Regions from separate parts of the Homo sapiens genome. Here region 1 is linked to region 2. Evidence: read pairs that join two places in POLR2A ChIA-PET (ENCODE). Cell type or tissue: GM12878. All regions are shown on one strand. Links, peaks and the distances in the headings refer to the core of each region. The heading gives the core; the rest is flanking DNA.

Evidence for each region. Peaks named below come from ENCODE experiments on the same cell type or tissue, not always from the same donor. Only the 100,000 strongest peaks of a DNase experiment are listed, where the experiment ranks them.
Region 1: POLR2A ChIA-PET joins it to region 2 with 5 read pairs; 3 of 35 experiments call an interaction of 5 or more read pairs at or near these places.

Annotation. Positions count from the first base shown.
Region 1 is chr12:40,238,910-40,249,987 of GRCh38, reverse strand. LRRK2 (leucine rich repeat kinase 2) reads right to left here. Exons shown (of 51, transcript NM_198578.4): 6 at 9,371-9,505; 7 at 6,307-6,438; 8 at 43-162. Among named protein-coding and RNA genes, the nearest start is that of LRRK2, 19 kb to the right of the region's middle. In GM12878, for the core only: no CTCF peak of the experiment used is centred there; no DNase peak of the experiment used is centred there.
Region 2 is chr12:40,187,983-40,199,060 of GRCh38, reverse strand. All of the region lies in intron 1 of LRRK2-DT (LRRK2 divergent transcript), which reads left to right. Among named protein-coding and RNA genes, the nearest start is that of LRRK2-DT, 30 kb to the left of the region's middle. In GM12878, for the core only: no CTCF peak of the experiment used is centred there; a DNase peak (open chromatin) is centred at 6,080; H3K4me3 peaks cover 900 bases; H3K27ac peaks cover 1,448 bases.

The DNA.
Region 1 (11,078 bases), core at 2,304-7,303, 52 kb before region 2:
AAATGCCTCTGTAAGAATCCCCTTTTTAGTGAAGTTACTTACTGAGGAGGGCCAAACAGCTGAGCGCTGAGATCTGCAATGCTGCATTCTCTGGGTACTGCTGCACAGCTTTCACCACAAACTCATGGACTTCGTTTAATACCAGGATATTGAAAAAATTACCTAAAAGTTAAGTGAAACATTAGCTGAATTCTCATCCATGGAAGTTAAATTACCTTTAACATATAACACTATTTACATCAATAATTTTGAATGGTGATGAATATTCAATGGCATTAAAACATTTACTTTAATTAAAATAGCTTAATATGATTGAGTAAAGTTTTGAAATTTTATTTTATGCTGTCCTTTAATTATCTTACTTAGACAATGGAAGTGATTGAGCAAAAGTAATGATACTAGTTTGCGTTGTATTAACTGTATGTTCTCTGATTCCCTCTCATGTCATGTCTGTGACACACGGCACGACAATATTCATTGTGTAAAATAACTTAATTTTTCTGTCTTTTAAAGTTGAAACTCTTAAATCCATCTTTTGGAAGACCCAATATTAAATCATTTTACTGAAACACTCTTCTTTCACTTAAAGGAATAGTGCTTAGAAAATTCATTGGCATGTTTACCATTATTTGATCTTGTCTATGATGATCTCAGAAAAAAAAAAAAAAAGGTATTTCACCACCTCCAACCCACCCCAGGAAGAAGTCCCATACCTTTTTATACCCACTCTTCTGAGAATTAATATGATATCCAAGAGTCTAAATCCTTATGAGGAAAAACTTTACCTGATACTGCAGAAATATGTACCTTCTTCTATTTGGCTTATTTGTAACTCACTAACAGTTACCAAGCTTCTTTCTAAAACAAGGAATTGAAACTCCTATTCATCTATAAGTGTAACTAAGTGATCTCTGAGATACAAAGCCAGAAATGGAAAATATCCTGTATCATAAAAAACCTAAAGCCCAAACTAAATATTCATCAACGGCCTCACAATCAAAAGGCAGTTTAAGCAAGTATGGAGCTCCTTTACCAACACCTTCCCATGCTGTTGCCTCTTCCACATTCACCCACCAAGCAAAAATTCTCCACAGCCCTTAGTGATCACTAGTGTTTTCAAGAAGATTTTCTTCTACTTTTACCAGCTTGTCTAAACTTGGGTTGTCCCCATCAGTCTCTTTTCCCTATTATACCCACACCACTGCCAACAGCTGTTCGGTCACTGAATCACTGTGTGACTCAGAAAACAGCAGGAAGACTGGACTTATGTTCAGGTAACTTGTGTGAAAATACGTAGCAAATTATACAAAGCCTTTAAATGCATTAAGCCCATAATTAGATTACATAGTTTGGCAAAACGTTAAATATTTATTTACTTGAGGTTTTAATTTTAACTATGAAGAAAAAGTTAAGAGTTTCATTCAGCTACTTTTGAAACAATAACAGCAACAATAAATTCTCTACCCATTAAATGGAACAAATCATCATCCACTAAGAGATAATCAAGAGAAAAAAGATTCTTTACCTGAAGATCAATTTGATCACTTTTTATTTTCAAAAAAAGTTACAGAATAATACAAAAGTTACATATGACATGACAGTTGCCATGTTTTATTTAATTTTAACAGTATAAAATCAAGCAACTTTAATGTGCTGTTCTAGACAATTTGGCAGTCAAGTAGCATTTCCCTGATCACAAAACAAAACCACTTCTTCTTCTGGCTCATTTCAAGAAATTAAGGTGAATTCACATTTTAATGTAACATGTGCAAGTTGTAACTTGACTGTGGTAAATTGTAAAACATGAAACAGAGAATTGTACAGTAGTGTGCTACTCTGACACCTGGATTTAAGAAATCGACTTTGAATTAGATTAAAACATTATCAGATATCAGCCACTTTGTACAACTACAACCTTCTCATGAAAAATAATGAATAAAGGGTCACCTGATAGAGATAAACTAGTAAATGGATACCATGTTTAGAAGAAATACTTTGTTTAGGGATGAAGAAATTTGGGTTCTCAGCCTGATTTCATCCCTTACTGCTTACATAATCTTGAATAAAACACAAAGATTGATGAACCACAGGACCTCATCTGTAAATGTGGAAATAATAACAATATCCCATCTCCCAAGATAGTTGTACGTATCAAAAAATATATATATTTATATATAAATGTATATATTTATATTTGTATATTTATATACATCTGTGTATAAATATGTATATTTATATATAAATGTATATATTTATATTTGTATATTTATATACATCTGTGTATAAATATGTATATTTATATATAAATGTATATATTTATATTTGTATATTTATATACATCTGTGTATAAATATGTATATTTATATACATCTGTGTATAAATATGTATATTTATATACATCTGTGTATAAATATGTATATTTATATACATCTGTGTATAAATATGTATATTTATATACATTTGTATGTATATTTATATACATGTGTAAATATATATACACATTTATATACAATGTGTATATATTTATATACATATTTTTATATACAGTATATAAGTAGATTCATATATATGAAGTATGTGAGTATATATATACACTTTGGAAGCTATGAAAGAAATGTGAAAATATTAAAACATTATCATCTTACAGTTTTAGTCATATAACAACATTCAATAAATGCTTGTCAAGGAAAGAAATAACAAACTAAAGTTGTGCATGTAAAATAGAATTCAGCTTACAAAAAATTCATTTTAACTGAAACTAGGAAATTTCCTAATGCTAAAATCAATTTCCAAATTACACAGGGGATATAATCATGATACTAGAAGTGAAAATACAAGTTGCTACAATGGAGACATGTCAATTAGTTTTTTCAAATGATTAATGATTTTCCTCAAAATTTGTAACAATGAAAAACTAAATGCCTATTATAATAATCCTAATTTTGTACAAAATATTCCTGGTTATCCTTTTGAGAAAATGTCATCAGAATCAATGTCCAACAGTTAACGATCATTCCTTATTATTCAGCAACCACTCTCACTTTTAAATGCATTGTTGTCCTCACAAAAATATCAAGGAAATTTCCAAGGTGTGTGTTGAGGGGCAGAGGGAGTTCAAAAAGAAGCTGAAACAAGAGCTGTGAGTTGAACGCCAGAGTAGTCTTGTGGGAAAGCATGAATCCTGGCGCTGCATTCAACAAACCAGTTTCAGACTCTCTGCAAGGTAAGGTCTCAACCAGAGTCTCCCATATTAAGCCTGGATCATATCCTAAACTGCTCCCAGGTCAGTCCTGTGCTCTGACTCCTGGCAAACACCTCTGAAAGAGCATCTTTAATTTAAGTCCTCAGGATGCTCAATAAAAGAGAAACTCACAACCATACAAGAAAACAAGGCTCCGCAACTGACAGGCAGTCAGCCTAGAAGCAGTTGGTTTAGACTCCCCAGAACTTTATATATAGTTATCAGATACAAAACACAAAATAGCCATGTATTAATCATTAAATAAATAAAAGGATGTTTTTAACAAAAAAGAAAGGGTAAAAAAGAAAAAACAAGAGGCTGCCAAAACTCACCTGGTATATGTGAAAATAAACAGAGAAGATTTTTTAGAAGTGTTTTTAAAAATCTAATAAATGACCAAGTTAAATTTATCAGGAAGTGCACAGTAGCTTAGTATTAGAAAACCTGTAGATGTATTTCTTCATATTAACATAATGAAAAGGAAAAAAAAGACTTACTACATTTTAAGTATATTTGATAAAATTAAATATTTTAATATTTTTAAGCCCACATTGTAAAAATAAAAGCAAACATTTAAAAGCCCACATTGAAAAAACAAAAGCAAAGAAGAAATAAAATAAAATTTCTTAACAAAATTTTTTTTAAAAGTTTAAACCCTTGTAAGATGCATTATTTTGGATGGGAGAATATTAAAAATATTCTGTTTAAAATCAGGAAAAAGAGCAAGACAAGGATGTCTAGTATCAATGGCTCTATTTAACACTATATTAATAATTCTGACTCATGTAAGAAGACAAGGAAATGAAATAAAGAATATAAGAAGCAGAAAGGAAGAACTCAGACTGTCATTATTTACAAATTATATAATTGCTAGGTAGAGAACTTAAGTGCATTTAGAAACAAATTGTCAGAATTAACGAAGAGTTTAGAAAGGTAGGTTAGTTCAATATACAAAAAATCATTTGCATTTCTTTATGAAAACACAGTTCAAAAATATGATTTAAAAAGAAATACCATTTACAATAATAATAAAAAATAAGATACGTAGCAAAAACTAAGATGTGCAAGACATGTATAGAAGAAATTATAATGTAAAGATGTCAGTTCTTCTTAAAATGATCCACATATTTTGTGCAATTCCAGTCAAAATCTCAACAGTGTTTTCCAAGGAACTGGACAAGTTAATCCTGTAATTTGCATGGAATAGTAAAGGCCCAAGAAAAAAGGCAAGCTGTGCCTAAAAAAGAATGTATGGTGACTTGACCTATTAGCTTTTCAGATATCAGGACTTACAGAACTATTAATTTAAATAGTGTTATATTTAACATCAGATTTAAATCTGATTCAGACAAATCAGATTAATGCAACAGAACGCCAAGGACAGAAACATAAGCATATATGTTTACATATTTATATACCACATGACTGGGAAACAGGTGAACCTCTAATAAATTGTGCTGTGATGGTAACTAGCTCTCCACACTGAAAAAAAGAGGGGGAATTGGGTTCTTTACAAAAACAAACTGCAACAGTTTAACAAACGAGTAAGATTTGGAATAAAATATACAATATATTTATTATCTTAGGGAAAGGACAGATTAAGATTTCTTAAACAAGATACATAAAAAAGAGTAAATCACAAAGGAACTGATTATTAAATTTAACTATATCACAAAAGCCACCATAAAGACGGTGAAAAGACATGCTACAAGTCAAGGGAAGGTATTTTCTTTTTTTTTTTTTTTTCACTCTTGCAAAAAACTGTGTTTATTTTCAGAGATACCTTTGAAACTTCAAATAGACAATGACCCTTGCTCAGTCAACCTGCAGCTACCTCTTCATCTCCTTTTTTTTAAAATTATTATTATACTTTAAGTTTTAGGGTACATGTGTACAATGTTCAGGTTAGTTACATATGTATACATGTGCCATGTTGGTGCGCTGCACCCACTAACTCGTCATCTAGCATTAGGTATATCTCCCAATGCTATCCCTCCCCCCTCCCCCCACCCCACAACAGTCCCCAGAGTGTGATGTTCAAGGGAAGGTATTTTCAATACGTATAACCTACCACCAAAACATTATTATCCAGAATCTATGAATCGGTTTTAAAAAGACAGACTATCCTGTGAACAATATTGATAAATGACAGATTGCATATTTCACAAAGAAGGACATACCAATGGCAAATAAATATTTTTTAAAATATTAACCCTTATTTATATATGGAGAAAATATGTATATCTCTGCACCAAATGTTAACTGTTCTTTTTCAGTTATCTGTTTTAACACAGATAGTAGTAGCATAAAATAAGAAAGAATCCAAATGTCCATGGATAGAAAAATGGAAAAATAAATTGTGGTATTTCCAAATAATAGAATACTACATGCAACCACATGCAAAAATATTTCTGATTCTTATAATCATAGCACTGATATTTGAAAATTGCAGAAGACAACATACAGTATGATTACATTTTGATGAAGCAAAAGCAGGCAAACATTAACAATTTTGCTTAGAGAAACATGAAAATGTAGTAAATCATATTTATAAACAAAAGATTTGTAAACACAAAATTCTGGATAGTGTTAACCTCTATAGAGAAAGCAAGGGCAGGAAGAAGCCCAGGGTAGCTTCCCCCACTGGGAATATACAACATTTAAGTTGGATAGTGAGTTATTTGCATTATGCTTTATATTGTATATGTTATGCATATTTTTGTATGTATCAATTCTTACATAATTATATTTTAAATATAGCCTCAACAATAAAAAAACTCATCTATAGAACTACATCTATAAAAATAAGATTAAGATAATACTTCTTTTACATTCTACACATCTATTTTTGACACTCCTTTTAAAAGTCCATCTAAGCACAGCAGAACAGTTTGGTAATTTACAGTATTTTCTTTTTGTTTTAATTTATTTTTTCTGGGATTTTACAATATTTTCATTCAAAGTATGTCAATATGCTACTTATCCATTATTATGCAACATATATATGTTTTATATGTATATGTATATCATACAGTGTGTGATGACATATTAACTAAGAAACTCACCTAATGTAAGCCTATGGAGCAAACAGCAACTCACTTCTTGAATTCTTTCACTCATAGGGAATGCTTTCATAGCTTCCACCACAATATTATAACACCTGACATTGCCACTCATGAGGACTTCCACATTATTGCCTGAATTTAAAGAGATCATAATTATCAATAAGGTAACCATGTTCTCCTTTCAAATATGCATACAAAGACGTCTTATATAGACTGTAAATAGATGGCAGCATAATGACTGCATTTCCAAATTTAAACATCATGTTCTTTAAGTAGCTGTAAAAAATACTATGCTGTTCATTAATAACATAATGGGGTGTAGGACTAATCTTTGGCATTAAGGAAAATTTACTTTATTCCTGTTTCTTGGCTTAAAGCCTTAAGATCAAAAAAAGGAAAAATTCAGAGTACTTTTAGTACTGAAAATGAAAGGAAAAGTACTGAAAATGAAAGTCTGGAAATGTAATGTATTGGTCATAAGTTTTCAGATAAATAAATTGGAGGGTCTATTTCTTTTTTTTTTTTCCAGACACATCTTTATTGAAAATTGCCACAGAAATAGCTGCTAATTGTGTTGTGATTGACATAGATTCTGCTGTTACAGGTTGTGTGAACTTAGTCACGTTGTTTAATCTTGTTGGTCAGTTTTCTTGTTGGTAAAATAGGGACAATAATGTAACATATTTTAATAGATGTGGTGAATATTATAGAATTTAATATGTAAAGTGCTTAAAGTTTTATCTCCCATATAACTATCATCACAATCTTCATCATTATCACAACCATCATCATCGTCATCCTGGAACTATAGGATAGATAATTTCTGAAGTCCTATTAGATATGGCTCATGTTATATTGCTTACCTTTTTTTTTTTTTGATGTGGAGAAATAGGAACACTTTTACACTGTTGGTGGGACTGTAAACTAGTTCAACCATTGTGGAGGGTCTATTTCTTAACGAGGCTCAACCCCATTGGAGAATGACTTTTGCATTGTTTTTTTTTCCCCAACCAAAAGAAAGAAAATCAAGAATATGTCACCAGATGGAACAGTTAAAATCAGCTATGACCTGTTTCCTCCATTCCAGAAGGGCAACCAATGTACAAGGCAGCAAAATCAAGCTTCCTGAAGGCTCCAAAATAGGTGGAAGAAAAGATGGGAGAACGAAAGAGAGGAGGCATAATATTAAAATATAAGTCTTAGGGACAAACACAGGTAAAACAGAAAGGAAAGAAAGACTCTACCAGAAAAAGCAATTAATCAATAAAGGAAGTGAGGTGTGAACCTACATGGAGAAAACATGTATATCTCTGCATCAAATGTTAACTGTTCTTTTTTTGTTTAAAAAAAGGCTGTTTGCAAAACATTTTAGTATTTGTTTTGGCACAACCAAAACTAATCAACTGTTTTCACAAAAAGTATATTACAATGCTTAAACATAGAAAAAAAATTAACAACGTAAGGAAATGAACTGCTTTGACTCAGAACAATAGACTTAAAGACTGAAAAGCAAATGTTTTTCAGTTAGAATCAGTGTTTTAAAAACTTTTGATTTCTTAATTTTTAGCTGCTACTTTCTTGACTTTTGCATTATGAATCAACACATTTTTACTGGAGTTATGTCCAATGTGGGTGGAAAACAATGGATTCCAAAAACCTCCAGCCCAAAATAAATAAATAAATGAATAAATATAGCCAAGGAAAAAGTATAATGAAAAACATATTCAGTTTGTTGGCAGTGATGTCTCAGAGAAATGTAAAACCATGGCCTTTCTCTATTATTGTTCAGCCCCACCCACTTTCCAGTGTTTAATTTCCTGTGGATAAGAAAACATTGTGATTTTATAAACATCACCAAAAAAAAGCATTCTTTCACAAGGGCATTGGGTTTTACTCTGCCTACACCGAAGGCTCACACCTTCAGATTGACACAGTGATTTCCATATCTGAAACCATAAATGCAATTACATATAGTATACAACACACATATAAAATACATATTGTCTAATAATCCTGTCAGTGATTTTAGAACACTTATTACATACCAGGTACATTGTTTAACTCTAATCCTCAAAACTTCACATGTGTGAGGATGAAAATATCACTAGATAAATGCATATGTATATCCTGTAGAAACCCACACAAGTAATACATAAAATACAAAGTGTTAATGGTCACTTACAAAACAAAACAGAATATGAACCATTAATACAAAACAAAACAGAATATGAACCATTATTTTAGCCTAATAGCAATCATTGGTAGCATACACATCAAATTAATTTCTTCTGATTAATATTTTTGGTGAAAAATGTGGCTAAATTTCAAAGCCTCATTAAAATGCTAATCAAGAGTCACAATAAAATTCAAACTCCTTCATGTGGCTTTTTAGGCCCTTCATGCTCTCCACTCCATGTCTCTGGCCTCATTTACTGCCTCTTATCAAGCTCTCCCTTGCCTCTGTCAATGAAACACAAACGGATAGGATATTTGGGGATGTGCATGCACAGCGGCACACACGCATGCATGCACGCACACTCATAACCCCACACCTTTACTGAGCTACTTTTGTCTTCTTGAAGGCAGTCTGCTCTCTCTTGCTCCAGCATCTTTACATTAACCATGCCCACTGCCTGGGCCACTTTGCCTGCATTCTCACTTCAGGTCACACCTTCATGCACAGGAAGCTCCACTTATTAAATCTTTGCTAAGAGACACTGCCTCACTTCCTATTTGATCTCCTAACTCTAGGTACTTCTGCCATCTGCCATCACTTCTGCCACTGTAATCACCTCTGTACTTATCTGTGTCCCCCATTGTACTACAAGCTCTGAAAAGGTAAGGAACACATCTGTATTTTCCACGATTGTTTCTCCAGCACCAAGCCCACAGCCAACTTCAGTATAATGTCAGTGAATGTAAATTAATTAAATGAATAAATGAATGAATGGGTTGAGCATCCACAAGTTTCTAAATAATAAAAATATTGTTAAAATATACTCAGAATGAGATATATTGTAATTTTTCAGATACAAAAAATAAATAACATTTAAATGCTACTTACAAGGAATCGCTAGGGAATGTAAACAATGCAGCACATGAAGCACAATTTCCTCTTCATCTTTAAAATTTGTTAACGCACTTAACAATATCATATAATCTTTGTTCTCAACAAATTCAGTCAGTTGCTCCTCTGAGACTTAAAAATGAAAGACAAAATACTGAATAAGCTTAAAGATGATATGAAAGTTTAATTATTCAAAAATTACAATATTCATTATAGTTGTGTGAGATACATCAAGTGTAATCTCCTTAAATAAAAAATATATTTCTGTGAAGCAGCCCTTCCTAAGAATGTTATAATGAGAAAACAAGCTACGGAGATTCAAATAATTTTGTTTCGGCCTATGTTAGGTACTCCATGTTTTGAAATGTAAAAGTGCTAGTCAGCAAGCAGTTCTCAGAAAAACAAAATTATTTACAATTTCATTTGGGAAATTCTAGAGAAAACTGACAGTGACTAATAAAGATGGCCAACTGGAACTGGACATATTGCAATATTTAAAAGGGAGGCATTAATGGTAGGCTGCTGAAGGGCAGCTCGGCTAAATGTTTCAGTTCAAGAGTTGTCAACTTGAGCAAATGGCAAGTAATCAGACTTTGAAATACTCTGTCTTAGTGGTTTTCCATCAGACAGCAAAAATATAAATCATTAATTTTCACAATTAAAGTCATTTGATCAAGCCAGTAAGTTCCATTTGGAGTCATTGTTATTGGGCAACAACCTGAAAAACATGTATAAAATTATAGTTTATCTAGCTTGAGAATGGCGCCAGAAATATGTTAGAAAACACAGCACTCTAAGTGATCAACATTCATTTTTTTTAATTTTATGCCAGAGTGTCCCTATAATATAATGTGAAATCAGTTAAGTTTTCCTAACAAGTGAAGAATATCATGGAACTTTCTCACTTTATGGTCTAGTTTCCACAGTACACTTTCAAATTTTGAAAATTAACTTTATAGTCACCCCTGAGTCCTGGAGAACCTGATACTCCTGGAAAAATCAGAAATTTTTCTACTCTACATTTATAGTCATAACCCTCTCAGCACTGATGGTTTTTCTATTGAGCAACATTCTTCTTTGTAACATTCTATGGTCTACCTCCAGTGTCTTAGATGGACTAAACAACGATGGTGATAAAGTGATGCTAGCCCTCCTTCCAGGAAGAAGAATGTGCCCCTAACCTTCCACACAGAAGATTACAGACCCTGCAAGACAATAGAACCTCAAACTTTATCCTAATTGTCATCGAAAGCTTAGTTGCAAGATAGAACATTTATACATGACAGCCTGAAGGAATTCCGTACTCGCTGTAAACTATCTTCTACTTCACGGTGTATGATTATCAAAGAGCTGGGTACCAGGCCCATGCTATTCTGACTTTTGACAGAGTCACTCTCGCTGCAATACACTTTGTATTCCTTGCAAAATGTATGTCCTTTATTGTCTCATCCAGGAAAACCCATGGGAAGATGTTTCTCAGATCTCCCATGAGACCAATTGCTTCTCCTGAATAATAGGTTTACTTTTATCTTAAGGAACTTTGTAACCACTGATATTTACCTCTTTTCTTTGTCAGATAGGAAGCAAACAGACAAATTTCTGGCCCACCCCTTTGTAAATATGCAGGACCTTAGAAACACAGTAAACTTAATCTAGCTTTATATTATTGTCCCTTCACCTATTTTCTCATCCATTTTGTTTACTC
Region 2 (11,078 bases), core at 3,627-8,626:
GAGTTGCTAAATGATATTGAGTTAGTTTAAAATTTAATTTCCCAAAATATTTCTTTTTTGTTTCTTTGTTGTGTTTTGTTTTGAGATAGGGTCTTGCTTTTTCACCCAGGTAGGAGGGGTTAGTGGCACTGACCTCCCTATGCAGTCAAAAATCTGCATATAACTTTCGACTCGCCCCAAATTTAACTGCTAATAGCCTACAGTTGACAGCAACTGTTTATGTTACTGATAACATAAACAGTTGTCTGGGCATGGTGACTCATGCCTGCAATCCCAGCACTTTGGGAGGCTGAGTCAGGAGGATCCCTTGAAGCCAGGAGTTTGAGATCAGCTTGGGTAACATAGTGAGACCCTGTCTCTACAAAAAATGAAAAATTAGCTAGGCATGGTGGCACTCACCTGTAGCCTTAGCTACTCAGGAGGCTGAGGTAAGAGGATCACTTGAGACCACGCGTTCAAGTCTGTAGTGAGCTAGGATAGTGCCACTGCATTCTGGATTCCAGCCTGGGAGACAAAGCAAGACGCTGTCTCAAAAAAAAGATTTAGCAGTTGACTAATACATATTTTGTAGTTATATGTATTATATACTGAATTCTTACAATAAAGTAGACTAGAGAAAAGAAAATGTAAAGAAAATTGTAAGGTAGAAAAAATTGATTTACTGTTCCTTACATGGAAGTGGATCATCATAAACGTCTTTATCCTTAGTGTCTCCATGTTGAGTAGGCAAAGGAGAAGGAGGAAGAGGTGGAGTAGGACTTGCTGTCTCAGGGGTGGCAGCAGTGGAAGAAACTTTGCATAGAAGTGAACCTGTGCAGCTCAAACCTGTATTGTTCACTGCAATTATTTCTAAGACTAGGAACAACAACAAAAAGTGTTATCATATACATAAAAGCTCTTAAGTATCCTACACAATATTGTGTCTCTGGATACTAACTCAGTAGCAAAGTAAAAGACAGTGTGAATGTAGTATTTATTATGGTGAGCTATGATCATGTCACTGTACTCCAACCTGTGTGACAAAGCAAGACCCTGTCTCCAAACAAAATACAACAAAGAAACAAACAATAAATATTCTTGGAAACTAAATTTTAAAATAACTCAATATCATTTAGTAACTCAAAGATTAAATAACACATGGCTGATGGGCAGCCCGGGATTCCAGCAGATGCAGTATGGATGAAGAGCATGTGATCTAAATCACTGTATGAAACTGCATCATATAAACAAAGCAAAACACAGGATGAACTCATTTCCCTTCTTTGGTTCCATCTCTCTCATTTTAAACTTTAACTGAAGTTTAAAGTTTAAACTTTTAAACTTTAAAGTTTAAAAGTTTAAAATTTAAACCGAAGTCAGTTAAACTTCGGGTGTCCTCATAGCCTATCCGCTCTTAAATTTTATTAACTGTGTCAATTCAAAGCTTTCTGGCTTCTGTGCCCAATATCTACCAAAACCACTCCCACCAAGACCACCAATGACTTCACAGAACAGTGTGGAAATAGGGTGGTCTTTGGAATCCTACAGGCCTGAATTTATATCCCAGCAAGTTATTTAACATCTCTAATCTTCAGTTTCACCTCATGCAATTGTTGAGAGATCAAATGAGATAACAGATGTGAAACAACTGGTACATTTTCATTTGAAATCATAATAATACTAATGATAATTGACCTTTAAGCAACATTTAATATTAACTACTCCTCCTTTCTTGAAACCATCTGCACCTTTGGCTTTTAGGAATCTACTTTGCTCTGGCATTCTCCTAATTTTCTAGAAAATTATTGGTCTATTTCATAATTTTATCTTCATTTCCTTAAATCCCAAATATTGATATTTCCCAAGGGTTTATTTTTGACACTTTTCCCTTCTTGCTTGAGATCAATGATTCTTAATTAATGTGTGTTGGGAAAGAGGGCAGAGGGGAATTGAAGGGCCCTTTCAGAATTACTAGAATAATTTTTTCAGACTAGGTATCTTCCATTCCTGACCCACAGACCATTCTGATATATCCCCTTTAGGGCATAATATAGTATATTTTAACTTTTTTTACTAGTTTACTGGTTGTGATAACTAGCCTTTCTAAATTTATAAAGCCTTAGTGTTTCTTTTTTTTTTTGGCACACATAAATGCACATCTAGAAATCCTCAGTGATAAATGTGGAGAAAGTTGTTATCTTCCTCTCTTCACATTTCTTTCTTGGGTTGGGTCATAAAATAGATACTCTCACCAAATCTTCTCGCCTTTCAAGAAGTACTAGTGACCTTCCTTCAATACTTACCCTACCTTGGGGATGTTCTGGGGAAAACGCTGCCATCATTCTGTCCACCCTTTTACTTCCCAAAAGAAGAGAGATTTGTTTAATAGGAAAATTGGGGAGAAGCTGATATCTATTGTCCCATGTTTCTTTACTGGACAAACTAGTGTATTAAAGTTCATTGCCTATGAGAGATCTTATTTCTTGGAATTAATTGTTCCCTTCTGTCTCCCTCCCTTCTTCTCTTTCTCTCTCTCTCTCTCTCTGTGTGTGTGTGTGTGTGTGTGTGTGTGTGTGTGTAAGCATGCACAGAGGAAAAACCACATGAGGACACAGTGAGAAGGCAGCCACCTGCAAGGCAAGGAGAGAGGCTCAGAAGATAACTAACCTGCCAGCATCTTTTTCTTTGACTTTCAGCATCCACGACTGTGATAAAATAAATTTCTGTTGTTTACCTAATCTGTGGTGTTTTGTTATGGCAACCCCAGCAAACTGATATAAGGCTGTTATGAAGATTAAAAGTTAATATATATAAAGTGCCTGGCAATATGCATTTCTTATTGTTATTGCTTCCCTCAAAATTCAGTTTTTGTATATCTTTAATTCTTAGAGCTCACTTCCTTCTTCTATATAATTAGATTTACTAGTTTACTGTTTTTCTTTTCTGGTAGTTTGTAAGCCTCCAAAAGAATGAGGTACCACATTGGCCTGTTCAAATATAAAAGTGATTGGAACATATTAAGGACTAAATAAATATTTATTAAATTAATGAAGGCCTTATGACCAATGTAGGTGCTCTGCCAAATTATTTTTGCTAAACATGGGCCAATTGATTTGAGCATGTCTTCTTTCTGACTTGTCACTGAATTCATGTTCCATTTACTTAAAAAAACAAACTGTATTTAAGGATATAATATAGATTACAGAACTGAATCTTATCTTTTTACTGACCTTACAGAAATATGTTGAATAGGAAATGAAGGAAATAGTTACAAAGAATATGATGTCAGAATGTTTGGGTAAAGATAGAAAACACATCTGAGTGGCATCAATAACAAACAGCCTCACAGGAAGGAAAGCACATTGGCTATAGGTATTCTCCCTCCTACTCTCTAGTGGAGATAGTTTTTACCTTGAGGACAGTGGCGCATTCAGCATAAGAATAGGGGTCATCTATGACTCATGAGTCTGATGTACTGGGGTCAAAGCCACCCAGATAACATCCCCAGTCTGGTCGCAGAACCATAGGCTTCATTTACTAACCTTGTACATATCAGTGGTTAAGCCCTAGAGCTTACATTATGGGATAGGCCCTCTAGAGATTCTACTGAGATTTATGTTCCTGAGCATGAAGTAGGAAGAAGATGAAAAAGCATGATTTACTTTGATGGAAGCAGTGTGTTCTGTTCCTCCTGTCTTATATTGTACTTGAGAGTGTGGTGGTGCCCAAGAGGTAGCAAGAACAGTATTTGCAGATTGGGCAATGCAGCCGGGCCTCAAAATAATAAATAAGGTTCAACTGGGAAAAAAGCAACATAACCTATTGAGGGAAAAATAATCCATACGCTATTAATAAGACAAAGACTGTAACTAGCAAAGACAGGAGCATAATTAGGCCTTCAAAACATCAGTATAGGGTATTATTTGGTCAAAAGAATCAATAAAACACCAGTTATTTTTCAGAAAGGAAGGAAATTGTGAAACAGGCAGGTTGTCTAGCTTAGTTTCTTTAGTATCCACATTGTCTCAAAGGAAGTCAAAAGAAGTTCTGGGTGAAGAAACTTTAAAGATGACTTAACAAATCTGGAGCGGATCAAAGGAGAATACTAAAGTAGCATAGGAGACAAAGTTGCTTCTATAGGAGCAAATACTTATGACTGTTTAGTCTGAACAGATGAAATAAGGTAAAGTCAAAGAGCATAATATGACGATGGATGTAGATAGGACACAGGTAAACTTCTTCACCAGACCACCAAGTTTTAGAATAGGAAAGGACAGACTGATGGAACATTATCACTGTGAAAGGAAAATATCTTGGGCCCCCAAAATCACTAAGCTAAAGGGAAAATTCAAGCTGAGAACTGTTTAGGGCATACCTGCCTCCCATTCTATTCAAAGTCATCCCTCTGCTCACTGAGATAAATGCATATCTGATTGCCTTCTTTGGAGAGGCTAATCAGAAACTCAAAAGAATGTGACTGTTTGTCTCTCAGCTACCTGTGCCCTGAAGCCTGTCCCCACTTTGAGTTGTCCAGCTTTTTTGCTTCAAATTGTCCCGCCTTTCTGGACCAAATCAGTGTTCATTTTACATGTGTCAATTGATGTCTCATCCTCCCTAAAATGTATAAAACCAAGCTCTGCTCTGACCACCTTAGACACATGTTGTCAGGACTTCCAGGGGCTGTGTCATAGGTGTGTGTCCTCAACCTTGGCAAACTAAACTATCTAAATTAACTGAGACCTGTCTCAGATTTTCAGGGTTTACATCTGACAAATCTCCTTTCAGTGCTTGGTGCCAACATCAGCTAACTCTATGGCTCAAAACAACAGGACAATTTGCTGAGGTCTGGGAGCAGCACCTCCAGAGAATCCCTTATCTCCCCAAATTTGGTCGAGATCTAAAGTTTATTTTGCTGTACAACTCCATTTTTTGGAGTTTTACTGGCTTTCAACCAGGAAGACAAGATTTCCTGTTTCCATGACGATGACGACGACGATGGAAGGCAGGTAACTCCTTTATGGAGTTTGAGCTCGCTCCCAGCAGGGAAGATGAGTTTTTTCCTACTTCTAGAATGGTAGAAAGCATTCTTCAGCCTGAGACCCATCCCTAGGTAAGCAGCCGCATGGGAGTTTTTGTCTTGACTAAAGTTTAACAACCAGCTGGTCTTAATTTCTCCTTACCATTAGAGCACTCATTGATCATATTGTTGGAGTTTTGTTGTTGTTGTTGTTGTTGTTGTTGTTGTTGGTTGTTCTGGTCTTTCTCCCATCAGATTTGATCAACTCTACCTGACTTGGTCAAATAAGAGTAAGAATTCAAAATTATAGGTAACAAGGTTTCTCTAATCTGGCCCAAATTCCTTACAGCTGCAAAAGAGAATTAAAAAAACAAAAAACAACAACAAAAAAAACGTGCACTTGGTTTTTATGTTTGCTTCCTGCAATACCAAAAAAATCTAGAGAAGGCTTCTAATGACTTGAACTCCTTTAAAGAATTCAAAACAAAGGTGCCACTCACCCCTTTTGGCCTTTTGGGTGTTCTGTTTTCTTTGGGGAGTTTTAAGAGCCATGGGCAGATTCTTCTTTGGTCTAAAGCTCTGTTTTCCTGTATTGCATGACCTGACCTCTATGGATTTGGGAATACCAGAGATAACCTTGCACTGTGAGAGGATTTGATGTTGGTGTGTATAATGTCGAATGACAGCTACAAATTTACAAGCAGCTGAATACAGTTTACAGGACCTGGTCTTGGCTGTCTTTATTTCCTTTCTTGCCTAGGAAGTTATTTGCTTAAGGATCCTAATTCTAGTTCGGAGACGCATTCTAAAGGGTTTTCTTTATTGCTTTTTCTCCCAAAATAATCTCAATTCGGTTCGTCTGTGTGCATTTGCATGAGGAACTGAACTGTTGTTTTCATAGGTAAATAAGAGACAGAGTTTTCTCAGTTCTGAAAAGAAAAGGCCTCCCAGCCGAAAGGCACCCATGGGTGACGGGGGCCTTCGTGAGAGTGTCTGAGGGGTTGACCCCTATGACATGCAATGGCCCTGCAGGAAAATCCCCAACAAAAATTAATTTTAAAAATGGCTCATCCAGGAAACACATATAAGGGCTGATCACCCGGCATTTTGAGCCCTCTCAGAGGTCTCAAAAGAGAGAGAAACTGAGACACATAAGGGGTGGAAACAATTCAGTGGTGACACACTATGGAGTCCTGCCTACAAGCAGCATGCATCAATCCACCACACAAAAACCCCAGGCCACAGCTCATTTCCTCCTTTTAAGACCAAAAAAAAAAAAAAAGAAAAGCAGGAAACAGATAATCTAAGAATTAGGAGAAAACAAGGAGAATGACCTGCTTTCAAGCACTATGTAGGTTTTATGGCACTTCTACTTGCCAGAATAAAATGAAAGTAATATGGTCTTTGTGTACATTTACATTAATGAAAAAGTGCCCTGAGGTCAACCTGCAAACTATAGAGTTCCTAGGTTCCCTTTATCTCCATTTTCATTTCTGCCTGCTTTAAATCTGCTGTTACTTTTCTACTGAGATAAAAACAGCTGTTTGGATCTAACAGGTATTCTTTTTTTAATTTTTTTATTTTTGCAAGCTGGCTAATGTGTATGTATCAAAAGGCTAGAGTACTGAGGTAAAAGCTATAGAATCTTCGTGTGTGTATGTGTATATGCATATGTGTATGTGTATACATTTGAGGGCCTTTATAATAGACTTCTATAATTTTATGTTTAATCAGCCATTAAATCCGTTTTAATTTTCCTCTAGCTCACCAGACTTTCTCTTCATACCTTATGACGTAAATTTTGTTATCTGATTAAAGGAGTTGTTTCCTTTAATATGCAAATTTAAGGCTATTTAGCTGACAATGGCCTAGGGTAAGGTTTTTTTAAAAAAGGAAAAGAAAGAAGTCTTTATGAATCTATAAGATGTACTTCTACTGGCATGCCTAATACTTCTATATATTTATGTGTTGTGTATACAATGTTTCACTACTAAAAATATATAAAAGAGCTGTAATTAATTGGCTTAACAAAAAAGGAATTAAAATCAGATACTAAACAAAAGACTAGTAAAATGCTTTTTCAACTTCATATTACTTAAGTAAAATCTTTAATAAATAAGCTGGCTTTAAAATTATTGGTAAAATAATATTAGAAATGTCATAAGAATTTGACAGTATACATTTTTGTTAGCATTTATTAGTCAAGCAATTTTATACTTATCCCTGACAAGTACTCCAAGGTGTCAAAATTTGGCATAGAGGTTACAAAACTATAAATCCAGGCCAAAACAGAATGATCTTTGCTTGTGTAATCTTTAATTAAATAAGACATTAATATTGGTTTATTAAAAATAGCTACATCTTGAATTTAATAAGATTATCATAACTTCTAATCTTGTGGCTTTAGGCGGTCTAGTCCACAGGCAGTAAAGTTTGTTATTGCCTGTTTTTAAAGCTAAACTATAAATTCCTCCCAAAGTTAGTTCAGTCTACACCAAGGAATGGACAAGGATAGCTTGAAGGTTAAAAGCAAGATGGAGTCAGCTAAGTCAAATTTTCTTCACTGTCTCAGTTATAATTTTGCAATGACAGATCCATAACTTAAATGATAACTATCACAGTTTTCATAAACACTCTAGGTAAACATTTAAATAAAATAATTAGGTAAATGTAATAGGATAAATATTTGTACACAAACTTGTTAAAATTTAGAATCTAAAGTTATATTAAGTTAAATAATAGATATGTTATTATTTGGGTATTTTCCAATAAAAATATATTTGTAGGAAAACATTCTTTCAAAAAAAAAGGTGTGTCCTGTAAAAAAAAGGTGAGCAATTTTTGTCTAATTCAAAGCTTACTTAAAGGTCATGTATAAAACAAGGTAAAAGTGGCCGGGTGCGGTGGCTCACGCCTGTAATCCCAGCACTTTGAGAGGCTGAGGCAGGCAGATCACGAGGTCAGGAGATCGAGACCATCCTGGCTGACACGGTGAAACCCTGTCTCTACTAAAAATACAAAAAAATTTAGCCAGGCGTGGTGGCGGGCGCCTGTAGTCCCAGCTACCTGGGAGGCTGAGGCAGGAGAATGGCCTGAACCTGGGAGGCGGAGCTTGCAGTGAGCTGAGATCACGCCACTGCACTCCAGCCTGGGCGACAAAGCGAGACTCCATCTCAAAAAACACAAGGTAAAAGGAACCAGGAAATAAAAGAGATGTAAAGAAAGTTATAAAAATAAATAGGTTTTTCTTGCTAAGAAAGCTTTACGAGAAATAATTTCATATACAAAAGAATCTCCTGTATGGTAAATTTAGTCCTAGAGTAAAATGATTGCTTATTTAAGAAAGAGGGATGTTCAGAACAAACCATACAGTTGAAGCATGTCATGAATGGTCTGTGTAAGTTATAGTAAGAGGATTTAGTTTTTAGAAACCCCAAAGTTTTAAATAATCAAGTTGTCATATTATTATTAATATGGTTTGGTTTTCTTAGGAAAAAAACTGAAATTAATCTTTTTTTTTAGTTAAGGTTATTACATCCATGTATCTGTCTGTATGCACTTTTAAAGTACTTGTGAAATTGAGTTACAGGGCTTCGACTCCTGTGTCTAAAAAGAATACAAAGTCCTGCTAAATTTTAAACACTGATGGTAATTAAAGCCCCATCTTCAGGTCTGGTAGAAGACACCAATCAAAATAAACTGCATTCCTGAAACACAGACAGACGTTAAAGCTATTCAAGTCCTCAAGTCCCAGAGACTATTGAGGAAGAGGTGGGAGTGTGACATTGGAAGGGCTGATATTGAGAGATAAAGTAAGTTCAGTTTCTCTATAAATAAATAATTAATGTCAAAGGCACACTGATGCAATACCAGCATATAGGCCCATTTCAGATTAACAAGGTTTTCTTGAAGCATTTACCACCTCCTAAATAAAAGTTATGAAAGGCTTATGGAAGTTATATCTTATTGTTAAGATTAAAATTTTACAGATTGTTTATGAAATTTGGGAAAATAAATCTAATTGGCTTCATGTTGTTTTTATTAGGGCTTATTGTTTGGAAAATTCAGTCTCCTCTCTCAAAGAATGAAGGTTTTTACCTTTTTTTTGAAATTCTTGAGTTATCACTTTGGTCAAATAAATGATTTATTGTACAATTACCTGTGACATCAAGTGTTTTAAACCTTTGATATTTGACAAGCTTTCCAAAATAAAATTATAACATGTCTTTTTCTGACCTAACTGATCCTTTAAGACATTAGTTTCCCTAAAGTCCAAAAATGATATAATTTGGCTTATTTCGTATACAAATTATACAGGAAACATTGTCAAATATGAAATGACATTTGTTTTTCTTTAGGCTGTATTTGTACAAATATGTTACTGCTATGTGTTCCAAAATTATGGGAAACTTCTATGTTTCTGATGTGACTAAGTGTACATTATCAGTAATAATTATAATAGTGTACATTATCAGTAATAATTATAATTGTTATGTTAAATTATTGTGTGCCACAGAGGTAACAAATTTCCTTATCAATTGTGTTTTTGACTATGACTGCCATAAAACTTTTTGTCATCCATGGACAATTGTTGTCTTGTTTTGCTCCTCCTTAGAATGTGGTTTTATAATCAGCTATAGAACTCTAACAGGTGTCCTTAAAAGCAGGTTTCTGATAACTTTGGAGATTGTGACATTACAATGGAGGAAAAAACTTTCAATACTCTCATGGAGAGCTGAAATATTCATGAATATCAAGGAGAACAGGAGTAAACTGCATGAACTGAACTAATAGAAGACTAAAGTAATCTTTTTAACTTTTTGGTTAAAATATTGTTGATTCTTTATTTTGTTTTCCAGAGTCAAGAAAACTTTTAAGCTGTTTACAGCTTTTAATAATTGAGTAAGGTATACTCCTGTGAACAAAATTTGGAGCATATTTTTTTCTCTCTACCTGATTTCTCCAAAATTTGGAAACTATTTGTGAGTATTCTTAACTTATGACAATATAGTTATTTGCATAAGTGTAATAAGAATCTTTCATTTATAACAGGACATAATTCGAGAAACTGGTTATTTTACCAAGGCTTTTACTGAAATGGTGTGCTTTCCTTTAAGGAATGAAACTTGATTTATGGAGCAAATAAAAGACCCTTGGAAAAACTGGCCTCATACCTTTGTCTACATAGCCCCTGTACATGTTTTCTGACTTGTGGCAAGTAAGGATTGTCACTTTCTAACAGGAGCCAGGAGCCCTAAGTTTATCTTGGAACCTCAGGAGGAGAGGATCGTTGAACTCATAGGTATTTAATGGCACAAATCCATAGCCTGGCTCGGCTTTAGAAAGTCTTATCTGGGACTCTTTCTGTGGAACACAGTTCCATCAAATCGAATTTAAAAGCCTATGTAAGGCCAGCTACAGTGGCTTACACCTGTAATCCCAGCATTTTAGGAAGCCGAGACAGGCGGATTACTTGAGGTCAGGAGTTTGAGACCAGCCTGGCCAACATAATGAAACTCTTCCTCCACCAAAAATACAAAAAGTAGCCAGGTGTGGTGGTAGGCAACTGTAATCCCAGCTACTCAGGAGGCTGAGGCATAAGAATAATTTGAACCTGGGAGGCGGAGGTTGCAGTGAGCCAGTATCACTTCTCTGCACTCCAGCCTCAGTGACAGAGTGAGACTCCATCTCAAATAAATAAATAAATAAAATAAAAGCCTATGTAAAAAAATAATTATTCTTGCTGCACTGTATACAAATAATTAGACCCAGTATAATAAAACAAACCAGTCTTACCATGATTTGTCTTTAGTAAAAATGGGAAACTGGAGACAGAAAAATTATGTTTCAAAAACTATAGTACACCTGTTGTTAGATTCTAATCTTGCCTAATGTTTTTCCATTTTTATTATTTTCTACCATTTGGACCTAATTCTAATTTTTCTTGGCTACAACTCTTCAATATAGCATTTTTCATTTTTTCCCCTGCTTCTTTCCCCCATTTTTCCTAATTTGCAGTCACTGAAAACTAAGCTGTGCTTCTGTAAAGCCCTGTGAACTGAAGCTAGACAACTTAAACTTC